Regions from separate parts of the Homo sapiens genome. Here region 1 is linked to region 2. Evidence: chromatin contacts called from ENCODE Hi-C or POLR2A ChIA-PET data. All regions are on one chromosome and are shown on one strand. The core of a region is the stretch at or near the end of the contact, and the rest is flanking DNA. Distances in the headings are between cores, read along the strand shown. Region 1 overlaps ULK4 (unc-51 like kinase 4). Region 2 has its middle 58 kb from the start of ZNF621.

Region 1 (5,853 bases), core at 1,962-4,461, 660 kb before region 2:
TTCAGACATAATTGAACTACAGCTGGCATTTTTAAGCAGTAGTCTTTTGAACACATCAAGTTGGGTGCAATTTCAGAACAAATTTACATGCAGCTCTTCCGAGATGCAAATCTTTGCAGAAATCACACCTGATGCAGTTGAACTGGCAGCTGTTCTCTGGCATACTCAGGAAGGTGGGAGAGGATCTCAGTGGAGGTGCGAATGCATTCATATATAATTCAGAGTTCATGTTAATGTTTAGTTACCCCTGTGACCTATCATGAGTGGTTGATTAAAAAATGTTGAGCCTCTTAACTAAGGAGACAATAATCCAGCCTCGGTTGCTGTGATCAAAGTCAGCTGAAGCCATCCTGGTTCCACCTTCGTGGTGGGGAGACAGTCTGGCTCCGTGTGGACTCCTGTAGCAGCCCCTTAATTTCAGCTTTGGTTACCTCATAAATAAAACATGATATATACTTACCTTGTAAGGTAGGCTGTTGAGAAGATTAAATGAGAAAACATATAGGAAACAGCATTCTGAAATGTAAAGTGCCATACAAGCGTTTATTACAAGAAATTTTAAACTAACAAAGATAACAATAGGAGGCAACGGTGAATTAAGAGAAGCAAGTCTAATAGTAGAATCAAAGCCTTCTCTTCTCTGCCTTTCAGGACATGGACTCATTTTATGGAGGGTCTGAATTGTGAGGTCTCTGGGTGGGTCTAGAATTGTGGGTCTAGATAAATCCCCACCTGAGCCTATTCTAGCCCTGAGAGTGTATGATTCTGCAAATAGGTGCTACAGAGTCAGGCATGCCCAAGTGTTTTTCTCATAGGACTGTGGCGATTAGCATGGGCACACTTCCTGGGGTTTAGTTATTAATGCCTCTCTCCCAGGTCCCCAGGCACCTTCTTGGCATCCTTCTATCCACGTGAAAGAGATCATGTTGGGCTGAGAGCCCCAAAGACAGATTTCCAGTTGCTAGCCAGGCCTCTTGAGTCCCAGCACAGAAAAAGTAGTTTTGCTTTAATTGGAAAGTTCAGGTTCCCAGACACAAACTCTCCTGAGAGATCCGCAGGAGGCTCCCTGCCCTGAACTGGCCGTCTTCTGCCCCAGCAGACTGCCTTGTCCCCTCCCCTGAGGACCACCAGTGTCCTGCCTCTTTCCCCTTGGTCAGCAACACTCTGTGGGGGAGGTTACGCATGGGGGTTACAGACAAGCCCAGGGGACACCCCCCAGTGCCTTAGGCAGCCACAGCACCATGCAGGCCTGATACTCAGGGTGCCCATCCAACAGGGCATGAGTCAGGGACGGGTCAGCTGACCACTGTCTTCTTCCTCCTGCCCTTGCAGATCACCTCCAATGAGAAGCACTTGGAGAGCCTCAAGAATGCAGGCAGCCTCCTGCGGGCTCTGGAGCGGCTGGCCCCTGGGAGTGGGTAAGTGGGACCCAGGAGGATCAGCAGTCTGCTCTAGATCAGCACACACTCTCAGCCATTCCTTTCTCCACTCCTCCCACTCATCTCCCTCCACACCAGGGACTACCACCTTCCAGCCCATCACTGTCCACTGAGATCCTTCCCAGTGTGGGAAGGGAAGCTCTGCCACTCCACACACTGGGAATCCCCAGTTATGGTGGGGAAAGTGAGGGGACAGGAATCAACAGGGGGAGAGAAAGTCTTAGTCCTGCCAGGGGAAACAATATTCCCACCTTGAGGCCCCTGAAGAGGTTGAGTGGATGACCAAGTGGGAGATGCAAGGAACCTCATGAGAAAGGCAGCCCCTGGCCTGTGCACACATGCCCCCATCAGCAGCCCAGCCAGAGGCATCCTCATCACCACCTTGTGGAGGACTCAAGGCCCAGGCAGGGCTGGGGCAAATGTGACAGCTTAGCCTGCTCTGCTGCACCAGGTTACCTTCCTCAGCCAGAAGTTCAGAGGGACCACACAGAACTGCGTATTTGACACCCGGAAGCTGACAGCATGGGGTTAGGCTAGCCTCCCAGTCCTTGGCTGTACAGTCAGTGTGTCTAGAACATCCTAGAAGTGAGTTCCACAGACCGGAGATAGGCCTATCACCCAGGAGCATGTTACATGCTGTAAAAGCAGAAGGAGCTGGCATCCCAGCCAGCCCCACAGAGACGCTGATGCTCAGTGGAACATTTCCCCACCCTGGGGAGAAGGACCCGCCTCCTATGGGGTGCCTGACCTTCACTGGACCTGGAATGCTGTCTGCCATTTCCTGGTAGATTCTGTTTTTAGAACTACATGTTTCTATGAAATCTGCTTCCTGGTGTGCTTTGGGTTTGTTATTAATTTGAAGAAAAATAAGTGGCTGAAGCATTGCTAAGAAGGTGAGTTTGCAGAGAAGGCTCAATTCCAATCAGCCTTTTGTATTTAATCCTGGATAGGTGAGAGGGGAGGATACCATCCTTTTTAGCCTAACCCTACCCCTTTTGTCTTCAGCATAAACCATAGAAGTAAGTTCGTATTCATGGTTTTCTGTGAGGTGAGGGGCAGGAGAGACTGACTTTCCTGCAAAAAGCCCCTTCACACCTTGCTGAGCCCCTGCCATGTAAGGTGTGAACAGTGACTCCCTGGACTGGCCTATAGGCCTCCTGTAAGACTATTTTGAGGAGCACATGCCATCGGATCCTGGCCTTGTGCAAAATGCCATTATAGAGCCAGCTACAGAGATTTATGCCGAGGGCAGAGAGAGAGCCACAGAGGAGTGGAGTTTGACAGACAGCTCTAGAGAGCCCCTTCGCTCTAGGCACCTGCGCTATGGGTCTCCTCATAGTAGGGACCTATAGCTGCCTTTTAGCCAAAAATAGCACATCCTCATGCTGGACCCAAATTTGGACCAAATGTGTCAAAACAAGGTTCAGTGGTCCATGAGGCTGGTGGTCTGTCCTGCACCCACACTCAGTACTCCAGCATCTAAAACGTCTACACCAGACAGATCTTGTGTTGGGCGGGGAAGTTGCTCCTGCAAAGTTCTCGTTTGGACTTTGTTCAGATTGCCTTACCAGAAAGGGTTTTCTTGTCAACCAAGAATGAGTGGATGGCATTGTTCTCAGTTCCGATGCTGCTCTGCCAGTAGTTTGTCCTTTCCAGCCTCACTGGGCCTGCTGTGTGCGGGGGCGCAGCATGGCCCCACTAGTCTAGCCTAGACTCAGCCAGGGGTGGGCCAAGTTCAAACGCATTCCTTCTGTCACACAGGGGCTTTGATGCGCAGAGCAGGAATGCATGGAACGGTCTCCTGGTCATGGCCCCATCCCACTGCCACCCACATCTTTTATGCAGGGCCCCACCCCCACCCATTTATTTGGTACCAGCTCTATTTCTGTGCAGTCAAGAGTGTGCCACGAGCTAATTTTACACTTCAAGGGTCACTGGTTTCAGTCTTTTCTTTGCTAGCAGTTGTTAAACATAGTTTTAAATGTGTCTCAAACAATTTGCTCCAGTAAAAAAGTTCCCGTTTTAAGCTCTTAATTGCACATCCACACCTATAAGAGTAAGAAAGCTCCTGGCTGATTGGCTGGAAAGGGCAATGGAGCAGGGAGGGTCAGTGTGTGGAGTGGGTCTGGGACACATAAGTCAGCTCCAGGCAGGAGCCAGGCAGGCCCACTGAAGGCCCCAGGCCTGGTAGAGTCTGGCTGCCTACCACTCACTGGCAGTGTTTCTGGCAGAGGTGGCTCAGATAGTGAGTGGTGGCTGGGGCTGGGAGCTCAGAAATAGCTCAGGGTGCTGGCATGGCCAATTCTGAACCCCACCAGGACTGTGGGCCAGGATTTCCTGCTTCTGCTTCCCAAGAGGATGCTGCAGCTGGTCCACCAGATACTCGGGTGCAAAAGAGGCTGGCCCCTTTGAAAGGGGGGAGCACTTTACCTTAGAGATGCCTATTAAGTGTACCTACTTTGGTTTTTCTTACAGTTCATTTGCCGACAGTGCGGTGGCTCCCTTGGCCCTGGAAATCCTCCAAGCCGTTGGGCACTAGGCAAGAAGGTGCTTAGCACAAGCCCGCCCTGTGGCCCCAGCCCTCGGATGCATAAGCAAGGTCAGCTCCCAGACACCTTTGCCACATCCCCTCACAGCTGTCTTTGGACCTAATAAAGTCAGCTTAACCCAGAACCTGGTGGCCCAAGTGCTCACTAACCCCAGGGCCTAGAAAACTGACTCAGAATGGACTTCCTTGGTTCCTGTGGAATGCATCTGGGAAGCCCAGGTTTGTTAGCTGTTCTCAGAAATGTTCTTTCCCTCTCTGTGTGGGCCAGGTGGGCTAAGGTTAGCACTGCCTGTGGTAATAAAGCAGTGGATGCAAAGCACAGTCCTCAGCCTGCCAGCATCTGTGAGCATCTCTCCTCTCCTCAGGGAAGAGCGGAAGGGCGGGACGAGGCAGGAATGCTCTCCCAACCGCAGCTCCAGAGCAAGCCTTTGGAAGCTAATCTCTGAGCCTCTTGTCTTCTCCCCTTTTACCTGCCTGGCTTTTGTTCATTTCGGGAGCAAACTGATTCCACGAATCCTGGGGAGGACTGGGTAAGACTCACTGACCAGCACAGATAGTGAAAAGTTTGCCTAAAGGAATGCAAAATGCTCAAGAACACTGGCTTCCTTGAAGGTTTGCCCATCTAAATGGGATGATGGCATCAGGGTAGAATCATTTCCCCCAACTTCTGCCACCTAATCCCATGTCTGCCTCATGTTCCCTCACGTATGTTTAGAACCTCCTATGTAAGAGTCAGTCAAGCCCATGGCAATATTGGGTGGATACTGTGGAAGTATGCTGGGACTGCTGTACTGGGCAGGCTTACTCTTGAATCTGGACTGGGTAGGTAGGCGTGGGCCCTGGGCAGCTCCAACCAGATGGGTAAGTTGAGGTCATGCCTTGGCCTTTCTGGGGCCTCGTTTTCCCCCATCTGCAAAATGAAAAGGCTACACTAAATCAGTGGCTGCCAACCCTTTTCCCAGCTCCAATGCTCTGGTGCTTCTTCTTAGGGGATTTGCCTTCTAACACTGCCCAGATGGATTCTGTCCCAGGCAGTGGCCATGTTGGCCCATAGATGGCCGCATCTACTGCATGTCAGGAAGCTGGTCATGCTGTCACCAACAGCCCCTCTGACACAGTAACCTGGGTAGTTTGACAGTTTATATTTGACATTACCTTTGATGCAGTTGTGCACAGAACTGTTGTTTTCATTGTAAAGCATTTCATTGCAGCCCAGCCAGAAGCATCCTCATCAGTACCTCATTACTTAATGAGGTTCTTGGGTCAGTTCTGTAAACACAGGGCAGACGTCGTCCTCGTCCCTGTGTTATAGTTCAGATATAGTTTCATTGCCTTACAATGAACACAGTTCTGTGCACAACTGCATCAAAGGGAATGTCAATTACCTTATGTAATCCCCACCACAACCTGCGAAGCAAGCCGCCTCAGTTTCATTTCATTGATGAGAAAACAGACTCAGAGGAGCCGTTTCCACTTGCTCAAGGACCCACAGCTTGGCTGAACCCAGGACTCTGACTCCATACCCTGTGTTCATCCCCTAATGGGGTGCACAAAGCTTGGGCTGTGACTAATTGGGATATGAGAGTGTGCCCTCTAAGAGTGTGACCCAGGAACAGGCAGCTTCATTTGACCTCACATGGCCTACTTAGTGCCCACGGTGAGGAGGCTTCACTATTTAAAGTCCTCCTGGGTGGTGTGCTCATCTCCAGCTGTGTGTGCCCATGTGGCCCTGGCCTGGCTGGTTTTGCCTGCACTTCTGGGATTGAGTGGGGAGTACTTGATGGAGCAGCCAGAGGCTTGGTTCTCAGCTCCAGTGGCTTTGCCTGCTGGATACAGGAACAGGCTGAGGTCTGTTTTCTTTGCCGT
Region 2 (6,640 bases), core at 658-3,157:
CAAAACGTCTCTTGCCCAGAAGAAACACTGGGTAGCTCAAAAGAAGGCAAGCTTCATCAGAGCTTGAGAACAGGCTGCTGAGAGCTAAACCAAGAAATTTTCTATGAGAATTTTTCAGATAAAGACAATAAATTTATTGACTAAGCTGCTAAAAGAGAAAAAGAAGGAAAGAAAAGCAGACTTCTCCAGGCAATTGTTTCCTGACCCCTACTACAAACTCTTTGACTTGGAAGGGAGTTGAGCAAACCTCAAATCCACCCCAGATTGTGAAGACAAGGACAAGCGCAGATGGTGGATGGGACTCCCCAGGGTCTCCCAGGGAGTTCATGGCAGTCAGACTAGAAATGGATACCTCTTCTCCTCGTTTCTCTTCTGTTGTTCAGAACTAAAGCTTAAGCGGGTGGGGCTGAATCGTAAAGGCTTCTGTGAATGTTGGTAATAGAGGGTGAAATGATGCTGCAGGAGGGGAAGGGAAGGACAAAAGTCAGCAAAAAGCCAGGTATTGAGACAGCCATCACCTGAGGATCTGCCTCCCAATGGGCAAGTCTGCCCCTCAAAGACTATGAGGCAGTGATGATACTGACCCCTGAACTCCAGGACCCCATTGTTCTTCAAAGGAAGATGCAAGGCTGGCCCCTCCCCCAGCTGCTGAAGACCATGCTGAGGGGCCCAAGGGAAGAGGAGGCCAGTGGCTGAGCATTGTAGAGCAGTGGGTAGGGAGGGACCTTTGGTCTGCACCAACAATGTGACTGTAACGCTCACTTGCACAAGTGTGACTCAATTCATGCTCTCATGAAACTGTGCTTTAGGCATGAAGCTGGGGGCCTATTTTGAGACATCAGCTGCACAAACTTTAACCTGTGGCTTTATACTGAGAGAGGTAGTGTAGGGCTTGCAGCCTCTGGTCCCAGGAGAAGATAAAGGAGACTCGAGCAGTTGTCAGAACCTATGGTGCTCTCTCTCTCTCTCGTTACCTCTCGCTCTCTCTTGCTCTCTGTCTCCATTTGTTGCCACAGACCACCGGGCTCAGATGAGAGTCTCTCAACAGATGCAGGGAAGAGAGCAGCTGTTCACGGCAGTGGCCCTCCTAGTGCTTTGAGACTCCTCACAGCCCCACAAGGTTCCTTTGGGCCCTCTCAGAAGTCTGGCCACCCAGCATGAAAATCTCCCAAGTCAGAGCCTCAAGTTTTAAAGAAAGAAATTTACAGATGTGCAAAGAGAAAAGAAAAGGGGCTGTTTGGTCCCTAGCAGAGGACCGATTTTATTGGGAATTGTTTGACCAAGGAAACATGAACCAAACATACCACCAAGGAAAACATACTGCCAAGGAAAAATGAACCAAACATACCACCAGCACCCTAGAAACAGACTTTTTTTAATCTTCGTATCAACAAGATTTCGGCCTTCAATCATCTCAAATTAAATGGAACCTAAGCAGCAGGAGTTACTGTAGTTACGTAGGGGAAAGACAGGAGACAGGGGAAAAAAAAAGCTTTGCATCACGTGACTTTTATGCTGCAGAAACTTAATGAGAAACACACCACATTTCCAGAACCCTCTTTCTAGTCAGGGCTCCCGCTGAGATAAAAGGTCACAAGAAGAGAAGGAGGGAGAGGGAGGGAGCGCCGGCGTGGAGCAGGGAGGCACTTTTACTGCAAAGTCGGGCCCAAATTTCATACAAGCTGCTATCGGGTCTGATAGTCTAGACTGATTATCTTCTTTGAATGCCAGATGTGAAGGGCTTGTATAAAAGAACTGCAAACATTACCCATTTAAAAACAAATCGACCCAAGCTGCATTCACTGCGCAAAGGAGAACTTTCCATCCCAGACTCTGCAGAGAGAGCCAAGCAGCCGGGCCAGGAGACCTGGCCTAGGCGGTGCGTCCCGCTGCTGCCCCCTGCAGGCCATGAGCCTCAGGCTGGCCAGAAAGCAAGCCAAGTCCGGGGGCCAATGGCTCAGCCAGGCCTCTGCTCATCAGTGGAGACTTTTTCTGTCCATCCAGCTCAGGGTGGCAGGAGAATGCTCCTCTACAAGGTGCCAGGCTATAGCTGGAAGACTGAGCTGGGCCTGGGCCTCAGCGTTACACATTGTCCCGTTCAACCATTAACCCTGCAAGGTAGAGACGTCAATCCCTTTCACAGGTGAAAAATTGAGAAGTTAAGAGATTTACCCATTGGATGCAACTGGCTTATCCAGTTTTGGTATTGGACACTGGTGCTCCTTCCATGGCCCTATGTGCGGTTGGCCATCAACACCAAGATCCTCTCCTCAGGGAAGATGGAATGATAGAACTGCAGCTCCAGTACCCAAACTGGACCATACCAGCCCAGAAGACACCCGGCCCATAGGGCCAAGCTAGGAGTAGGGCGGCAGGAGGTATCTTCCCATCCCTCAAGCTGGGTGTGGTCCTGGATCAGGGGTCTTTACCCCTGCTGGGCAGTTAGGAGAGGCTTCTTGATCCCAGGCCCCTGCAGAGTACCAGGCCCTGAGCCAGGGCTCAGGAAAATTTGTAGAGCGAGAAACATCCTGATCACACTATGGCCTCTGGAATCTCCTGATGGCCCTGCATTTCTCCACCAGCCCTGGCCGCTTTGGGTTGTGTCTCCGCACACAGGGACTGACTCTGTAAACACCATGCCAACATAACCTCTGACCAGGCACTTCCCATTTGGCCGCAGCTACAACTCAGTGCCAGACACTCAGGATCAGTGACCTTCAGAGGGGGCTGGGCATGCAAGGGCCTTCCAAGTGATCTGTGTTTAATCTAGTGTGAAGGACCTCCAGCCTTGCTGCTACAGGCAAGGCCAGCGCTCATCTGGGCCCTCTGGCCTGCCTAGTCCTGGCTGTCACAGGAACGACCAGACACTCCTGAGGGCGTTTGGTTTTCTGCCAGCGTTGTTAGTTTAAGACTCTGTAGTGTACCTTTGGGTTTTCCTTCCTTTTCTGAACCCTCCTAAGTGGCCCACTTACCTCTCAAGCAAGGCAAAGCTGCTTTGCTGTCTTCCACCTCTGGAGTTTTTTTTGTTTTTTGTTTTTTGTTTTTAAGACAGAATCTCATTCTGTCACCCAGGCTGGAGTGCAGTGGCGCAACCTCAGCTCACTGCAACCTCTGCCTCCCAGGTTCAAGAGATTCTCCTGCCTCAGTCTCCCAAGTAGCTGGGATTATAGGCATGTGCCACCATGCCCAGGTAATTTTTGTATTTTTAGTAGAAACGGGGTTTCACCATATTAGTCAGGCTGGTCTTGAACTCCTGACCTGAGGTGATCCACCCGCCTCGGCCTCCCAAAGTTCTGAGATTACAGGCGTGAGCCACCGTGCCCAGCCCCACCTCTGTGATTTTGCACAAGCTGCTCCCTTGCCTGGAAAATCTTCTACCCCTTCTTCATGTGGCTGACTCGGACTTGTCAGACAACTCTTGCAACGTCCTCCCTCTCCTGCATGCCCCTGCTCTGAGCTCCCACCTCACCCCCACCTGTGTATTCCTATGACGTTTACTTCCCCAGGCAGTTGTTCACCACTGTCCTGTCTTCCCACATAGAGTCAGCTGTAACACGCTCAGCAAAGATTTGGCTGATTCCCTGATTGCTTTTCATCTGCACATGACCACCCCTGTCTTCAGGGACCCAAACTTGCTGCATTGGAAACTGGGACTTGAGACCTGTCTACAGGTCTAAATACTTGCCTTTGGGTTTGTTCTGGGAGGAGAAGTTCCCTTCTGGCCCCACTCCCTCCCCTGGGTGGCCAAGGAAAGGAGCCAACTGTATCATTCCAGTGTGATTTGGCCAGAGGTGCCGATGGGGCCCGGGGTGGGGTGACAGGCCCAAGGAGGTGTCACTGAGCTATGGATCCAGGTCCACCCTGGCTTGTCTGACCCACTAGAGCTTCCTCCTCCTGGAAGGGTTGGCAGAGGTTATTCCTGTATGTAGCTGGGAGCTACAGGAGGGCTCCTCACAGAGCTGCAGTTGCTTTTGTTTTCCCCTGGAACAGCTGCCTGGAGAATCTGGCTCAGAGAAGTTTGTCTATCATTCTTGAGTAAACCATAAGGACAGCAGAACAATGTGTCAGTCATTTACACCTCAATGAAAACAAATGAATAAGATCCAGTCTTTGAATCCCAGATCTTAGGACCAAAGGGGACCTTAACAACCAATGCTCTTTCTGTCTAGCTGGCTTCCTTCTTTTCATTCAGTGCTGGTGCTATAGCTTGATACATTTATAAAACATACCTCCTGCCCCTCCCCCTTTGCACAGCCCCCTACTATTCTCATCAATTTAGAATTTGAGCACTAACCATGAACCTTGTAAAAACAGGCATCCCTTCATGAAATTACAAAAAATGAAAAAGCCCCAGGTCCAATGCCATTTGCTCCCTGCCCAGCTCCTGGATGAAGCTCTGTGACCTGGGAGGCTCCTGAACACCCTTTGGCCCTTTGACAGAAGGGAGGGAGGGTGCATCACGAGCTTCCTTTCTGGCCCAAGGTTGGAGGTGATGACCCTCAGGCAATGAGAAGGCTGCTACCATGAAGAAAAGTGTCTTGCATTTTCTAATTCGCCATGCCCAGTGTGACTTCAACCAACAGCACCCAAATGGATCAATGACAACTATATCCTGGAGGTGTCCCTATGCTTAACAGAAGGTTAATGGTGCTTAGGAGTGGAGGGACCCCTTACTTTTTCCTCATCCCTGCAAAGGCAACACCCACCCTCCCTGCAGCAGGACACACAGAGTAGGGCTCACCCATTCTGCTCTCCCAGGTCCCCTCAATCTTCCTCCTCTCTTCTGCTCCATCCCAGAAGAGAGAAGTAGATGGGGCGTGGAGAACAGCTGGGCCCAAGCAAGGGCCTTGAGGCTGGAGGCGAATACAAAGGGAGGTGAGAACCACAGGGAGAACTACTTTTAAGCCTCCATCTGGTAACAAATGAAAATGTGGAAAGTAAGGCACATGGATTTCCATTGCAGCAACATGTCTTTGAGCAGGAGAGGCCATCTGTGGGTAGTAGTGAGGCCCCTGATTTCAAAGTTTGAAGCAACGAACCTCCATTTCAAGCCCCCTTTGCCACAAACTAGCCTGCAAGAGATATAGAAGCACCTGCCTTACAGGATATGGGAAGATTTCTGAATGACAAAATACTTAGAACCATGCCTCGCACATGAAAAATGCTGTCTAGGAGGAGGAGGAGGCATAAATAGCACAACAGAGGACTTGGCACCACAAGTGGAGCTGCAATAAGCATATAGAGCACTTCCCAGTTTGCAAAGCCCTCTTGATTCTGTTCTTACATGTGTTGCTCACAGCAGCCCTACAAGGCACAAGCTGTCCCCACATCACAACATGAAAACACTGACATTGTGAAATGACAAGAGATTTGCTAGTCATTCACATGGATTTCCCAATGGATATCAAAACAGGGCACCAGGAAAGGAGAAAAAGAGAATAGGTCTGATGAGCCCAAGCAGAATTTTGCCACAAGGAAATTTAGAAAGATGCTTCCTTGCCAGTTGGCATCATGCATGTTTTGGGGTCTTGTAGGGCCAGTGTTGTGTTTTACACATGTGGGAAAAAGGTGAGGTACCATAATCATTTCAAAGTCCAAATACAGCTGTTTGTGTACCCCCACAGATAAATGCAGGCAAAGCAAAGGTAAGAGCCCAGGCTCCTAATTCCAGCTTCCCTGATGGTTTCAGGGCACAGAGACCTCATGGAGCCAACAATGACATTCAGCCCAGGATTTGCAAATGGACCTAGGCAGATCTTAGCAGGCCTGCAAGTGGGATTGTCATCCTGCTTGTGTCCAAGGCCTCCTGCCTCCATCCTGGTTTCTGTTAGAGATGTGAGCACAGTCACCTACCCTCTGTGCTAATGCAGCCTCTGCCAAACCCTTAAACTGAGGGTTTATGCCTGCATCTGAGCTCCACCTAGTGGCAGATGTTGGGCATGGCGTCCAAGTATGCGTTTCCTTTCAGGACCACCCCCCTCCATTTAGAGTCATATAGTGTAAAATAGACACTTTTGACTCAGCACATCTGTGACCTGGACCCTTTGTAACCACATTCATATAACCTTCCCTTTGCTGGTCCCTTAGCTTTATGTATGCTGGGCAGCCTGAAGGCATTAACCTGGCCAATTGTAAACCTAGCCAGAGATTGTGTGAGCGTCCTTCCTACTCCCCTTAAAGCCTTCGGCTCTATGATGTTCCAAAGGCGTGATTTGGGCTGACCTAGCAGCCACATGGCATAATGGAAAGAATACAAAAGTAGGGATCCAAAGACATGAGTTCTAATTCCACCATCTCAACTAGAGAGCTGGATGGACTTGGATAAGTCATCCAAGTGCCCCAAATCCACTTTCCCATCAGTAAAACTGGGATAACAATACCCATCATTGACATCACATGTTGTGACATATGTGCTAAACTGACACGTGATACTTCTCAGCAAGAAGCCAGCATATAATTCAAGAGAGTTTCTACACCTTTTTAAGAAATGGGTAGCAATCTGTGTGCCCGGTTCTTCCTTGCCTTTGCACATGCTGGTTTCTCTGCCAGACGTGCCCTTATCCCCACTCCTCCCAGCTAACTCCTCCCTCATGCACTAGGGTGAAAGTCTTCCCTCACCCTACTTCACCTTGCCTCTGGG

What was found. Hi-C counts contacts between places; a loop is a spot of excess contacts on that map. ChIA-PET counts read pairs that join two places held with the same protein, here RNA polymerase II (POLR2A). Pooled maps may share reads with other maps.
Region 1: a loop to region 2 is called in a map of HepG2, with 4 times the contacts of the local background. The contact joins two enhancer-like sites. A Hi-C loop is called at or near these places in 3 of 168 maps with a recorded cell type or tissue (GM12878, HepG2 and endothelial cell of umbilical vein), 4 of 37 single-sample maps with no recorded cell type and 6 of 50 pooled maps. POLR2A ChIA-PET finds 5 or more read pairs at or near these places in 1 of 52 experiments (activated naive CD4-positive, alpha-beta T cell).

What each region holds. Positions count from the first base shown.
Region 1 is chr3:41,245,054-41,250,906 of GRCh38, reverse strand. It overlaps ULK4 (unc-51 like kinase 4), which reads left to right. Exons shown (of 37, transcript NM_017886.4): 36 at 1,333-1,418; 37 at 3,915-4,308. The coding sequence ends at 3,978. Among named protein-coding and RNA genes, the nearest start is that of CTNNB1, 48 kb to the right of the region's middle. RefSeq lists an enhancer at 1,202-1,702. Within about 2 kb of position 3,211, at least 2 of the 41 ENCODE cell types and tissues checked have a DNase peak (open chromatin) inside an H3K27ac peak, as active enhancers do.
Region 2 is chr3:40,579,983-40,586,622 of GRCh38, reverse strand. It overlaps the pseudogene RPL5P10. Among named protein-coding and RNA genes, the nearest start is that of ZNF621, 58 kb to the right of the region's middle. RefSeq lists an enhancer at 2,165-2,665. Within about 2 kb of position 1,907, at least 6 of the 41 ENCODE cell types and tissues checked have a DNase peak (open chromatin) inside an H3K27ac peak, as active enhancers do.